Linked DNA regions of Homo sapiens: region 1 is linked to region 2. Evidence: read pairs that join two places in POLR2A ChIA-PET (ENCODE). Cell type or tissue: A673. All regions are shown on one strand.

Region 1 (2,500 bases), 320 kb after region 2:
AATCATTAACAAAAACTTATTTTGGATAAGCAATTTATGCTGCTTCTGATATGACAACCCTGAGACATACGACAGTAAATAAAGCTTGTTTAGCCCAGCACATATCCAACTTCCTAGAATCCTGTGCATTTTTCACAACACACTTATCCCCTGAAGAAGAGGATTGCGCAATTTGTACTGCAGCTGGAAAACGCTGCCCTCAGCTACAAGTTCTTCTCCTACAGTCAGGACCACCTCCCTCCCACGCACTTTGCCATCAGAAAGATATTACATGCTGGGTCTTTCAACGGCAACCACAGTTCCAAACCAAGGAAAGGTGCTACGGAAGATTACTCAACCTTCTCGGATTATACGCTTTTTCCATCAAGGAGGTCACAAGAAGGGCATTTCCACTTTCGGGTCCTATGGCGTGGCACCACTGTCTACTAATTTAGTGAAATGTACCTCAAAAGGAAGGGGACTTTACCCATATTGTCCCCTCATAAGTCATTCTCCCCAGGAGACACCTGGCAATGTCTAGAGACATGTCATGACCGCAAGTGGAGGGCAGCAGCCATGGGCATCCTGGAATGCACAGGACAGCCTCCCACAACCAAGAATTATCCAAGTTGCCATGAGAAGCTAAGAAGCTCCGCCCTATATCTATGTCTCCTCCCAAGACCTCCCCCCTAAAAAAAAAAAGAAAAAAACAGTAGGGAAATGTTGGAACAGATTGCTCTGTGGGAACTAGACCCGGAATGTTCCGATAGGGCAGGGCCTGTCACTGCTACACAAGTGGCTAGAATTGATCCCAAACGCACACCTAGCGCCTCAGAGCTGGCCATGCCTTCCCAAATGCACTCACTCAACCGCTTTCGGCATCTCAGATGTCTAAAGTAAAACCTCCAAAAGCCCAACAACCAGCGAGACCACACCCACACCATTGCCCTCGTCTACGGTGGAAAGCGCACTCCACAGGTAACAAAGCAGCGGGTTTAGACCACGCCTCTTTACCTTCCTCAGATATTGCCTCAGCCAGCTGCCAGGGGTAAACCGCACTGTGAGAGAACTCTCAACTACGGCTGCAGTTTCTCATGGAGGCTGAACTTTTGGCAGGAGGTCTGAACAGCAGTCCTTCTGGTGGTGCAGCCCGTGACTGATGGTTTCTTTCAACTGCCCCGTTACTCCCCTGGGAAGGACACAACCCTCATGAGGATTGATGGACATGCTTTTTGACAGAACATGGTTTCATATTACACTCAAGACTCCAGGGGCTGCATACTGCAATTACTGGCTGCTCCCTACTCACAAGTGTGACTGTGCAAATATTGAGGTCACTAATTTGATAAATTTAAAGAAGGAATGGTCTCGGAAGAAAAAAACTGATTTCCTACACAAAAAATGTCCATGCACATACATATGAGTATGCTTTCTCACAGAGAAGCTATAGACCAAAACTCAGTGAGGGAGAATGAAGGCCAAAGCTTGAATCTGATTTCATCCCTAACAGGAGCGGGGAGGGATTCATAGCTATCATCAACTGATATACACCCTGCAATGAGAATGCAATGGAAAGCCAAGTTCCAATGTCTGCACGTATCTTGCTGCAAACAAACAAGAAGGAGAGTAAGACATGCTTGTTGTTCCCAATACTAGCAGTGGCTGGAGACCTGCAGGCAGGAGTAAATACCCACCTATTAAATTTAAACCTACATTACACCTCCTTGCCTAGGCTAGGGAGACTCTACTTACCTGGCAATGGTGTAGGCAATCTTGAAACTCAAAACCCAAACAGGATTTTCCTCAGTTACAGCCTCCTGAAAACTAGCTACGCTCAGAAGTACCCAAGGATGTACCCAAGAAGTACCAAGCATGGATCTGAACCTGTTTTCTGACAAGTTTCCGCCCACTGCGAGGCGGTGAACCACAGGCACTTACCATCCTCCATGTCCTCCTCCGCGGTGTTGTGTCCATCACTCAGGGCCACATTCCCATTGATCACAGGGTTCTGAGTAATTCTTGGTGGGTCATCTGTATCTCCCGCTTTAAAGAAGAAAAAGAAATTCCACGGGTTTTACATTCATGGCTTTAATAGAATAAGCAAAATATAAACTTATACTTTTGATGTTGCCTAATCATTAATAAATTCCAATTGTACCACAATAAAGATTCATTCTAATCCAAAAAATATTTATACTAATGTTTACTACATACAAACTTTCGCTGTTTCGAAACACTAAATGGAATTTGAAAACATGCTATACCACACTATAATTTGCTTTATTTGCAATGATATTCTGCACAAAACTTTTTATATAAAATCTCTTATGTAGGCCAGACATGGTGGCTCATGCCTGTAATCCTAGCATTTTGAGAGGCCAAGGCGGACAGATCACCTGAGGCCAGGAGTTCGAGACCAGGCTGGCCAACATGGTGAAACCCCGTCTCTACTAGAAATGCAAAAATTAGCTGGGTGTGGTGGCGCATGCCCGCAATCCCAACTATTTGGCAGGCTGAGGAA
Region 2 (2,500 bases):
CCAGGATAATTAGAGATGGTGCATGTAAGGATGCAGCGGGAGTCCAGGCCTTGGACACTGTGTTCTGCATCACTGGGTGGGTATGGGGCAGATACATCTAGCCGGGTGTGAGCACTCAGGTGATGCAATCTCATCCCCAGGCAGTGCTCTGGAAGATGTGGACCCTCCATGAGCCCTCAATGTCCTGTATTGATTAGATTTGGTTTGCGTAGTGTTCCCAAGATGAAAGGAACTAATGGTGAGCCATCTTATCAAAGCATATCTGTTAGATCTGAAGGCTTGTGGTGTATCATCAGCTGAAAAAGAGAAAAATGCGAGGGGGGAGGGAAAAATCACAAAGGCCAGGAACACAATGAAAAGGGCAGTCTGTGTTCTAAATCTCTAACAGCAGCCCCACTCTTGTTCTCAGGGGATGGTGCTGATAGGGAAGGCATTTCAGATAGGGAGGCATTGACTAAGCCTGTCCCATTTCACTCATGAGGAAACTGACCCTCAGAGAGGTTGCCCAAGGTCTCACAGATGGGGTTGAATCCAGGTCTGCTCAAATGCAGAGGCCAGATTCTCAACCCCAGCCTCCCTTAAACTGGCTAAGGTCTCTCCTGACCTGATTCCATTCTTCCCTTCACCCTCCAGCCTAGTCCCTATCCAGCAAGTCCAGCATTTCAAACCACAACATGTTCTTGGAGGTTTTTACTCAATGCAGCTATGACACCCAGAGGAGTCTCAGAAACAAACAAGAAAGCCTGTCTATGAGCAGAACCACAGTCACCCACCCCTTCATGATCATGGATTCACAGTCATCTATCATGGCCCCATGTCACTAAATGTCAAGACCATGCCTGCACACCTGCACTGGAGATTTCAAGATGCCACTAAGAAATAGGAACTAACACTCAGCACAAAATGTTCTCTGGAGCTAGTTTGGACATTCTCAGTAAAGAAGAGACCTAGTGGGATAATCTGAGATGCCTCAGTGTTTTATAATTATATGAGTCATTTCCACCCAGATAGGACTGGATAGAGTTTAGAATGTTACTTGCACTGTGTGCTACTATACCCCTGAAAGAGGGGTGGAACTTGCTGGAGCAAATTAACTGTGGCATTTTTGCTCCATGTGGGGTCAACCCAGCCTAATACTGTGGCAGGAACAGAGATGAAATAGCTAAAATGGAATCAACCCAATGTCCATCTCAGTGGTTTGAATAAATCATCGTATTACATTCATTCCTTGAAATATACTGCTATGAAATGAACAAACCATATGGGACCAAGCATAGATTCATCATATATATATGTGTGTGTGTATATATATACACTTCATCATATATATATGTGTATATATATACATCATCATATATGTATATATATGTGTATATATATACACATCATCATATATGTGTATATATATGTGTGTGTGTATATATACATCATCATATATATATACATCATCATATATATATATATTTTTTTTTTTTGAGATGGAATCTCTCTCTGTCACCTAGGCTGGAGTGCAGTGGCATGATCTCGGCTCACTGCAACCTCCGCCTTCCAGGTTCAAGCGATTCTCCTGCCTCAGCCTCCCGATAGCTGGGATTACAGGCGTGCACCATCACACCCAGCTCATTTTTGTATTTTTAGTATAGACAGGGTTTCACCATGTTGGCCAGGATGGTCTCGATCTCCTGACCTCATGGTCTGCTCGCCTCGGCCTCCCAAAGTGCTGGGATTATAGGTATGAGCCACCACGTCCACCCAATTCATCTTATAATATTGAGTAAACAAGAAATCAAACACAAAAGAATACAACACAGTGTGATTCTATTTAAGGTTCAAAGCAAGCAAAGCTAAACTATATTGTGAGGGTGCATGCTTAGGCAGTAAAACTATAAAAACAAGCAAACTACTGAGAACCACGGAAGAAAGGATGGTGAGTATTTCTAAGGGAGTGAAGGGGAAATAAACAGAAGTTTCTGGGGTTCTGGCAATATCTATAACTTGAACTTGTTGGTAATTACATGGGTGTTTCCTTTATAACTATTTGTTATACTTTATATACTGTATATGTTGCATAGATGTGTTATATGAATGCTATATATCACAACAAAAATGTTTTAAGACTGTCATTTGGGGCCAGGCATGGAGGCTCACACCTGTAATCCCAGCACTTTGGGAGGCCAATGTGGGAGGGTCACTTGAACCCAGGAGCTTGAGACCAGCCTGGACAACATAGCGAGATCTTGACTGTACTGAAAATAAAATTTAAAAAATTAGCCAGGCATGATGGCATGCACCTGTAGTCCCACCTATTTGGGAGAAAGAGGTGAGAGGATTGCTTGAGTCCTGGAGTTTGAGGCTGCAGTGAGCTGTGATTGCACCACTGCACTCCAGCCTGAGTGACAGCACAAGACCCTGTTTCAAAAAAAAAAAAAAAATTAAAGAATGTCGTTAGGGAATTACAAATTATAGACAACAATGGGATATCACTATACACCTATTAGCA

Evidence for each region. Peaks named below come from ENCODE experiments on the same cell type or tissue, not always from the same donor. Only the 100,000 strongest peaks of a DNase experiment are listed, where the experiment ranks them.
Region 1: POLR2A ChIA-PET joins it to region 2 with 5 read pairs; 3 of 35 experiments call an interaction of 5 or more read pairs at or near these places.

The regions. Positions count from the first base shown.
Region 1 is chr16:8,928,376-8,930,875 of GRCh38, forward strand. USP7 (ubiquitin specific peptidase 7) reads right to left here. Exons shown (of 31, transcript NM_003470.3): 2 at 1,918-2,022. Among named protein-coding and RNA genes, the nearest start is that of USP7-AS1, 33 kb to the right of the region's middle. RefSeq lists an enhancer at 428-487. In A673, no CTCF peak of the experiment used is centred here; DNase peaks (open chromatin) are centred at 196 and 1,186.
Region 2 is chr16:8,611,368-8,613,867 of GRCh38, forward strand. No RefSeq gene overlaps it. Among named protein-coding and RNA genes, the nearest start is that of METTL22, 9.1 kb to the right of the region's middle. In A673, no CTCF peak of the experiment used is centred here; a DNase peak (open chromatin) is centred at 1,005.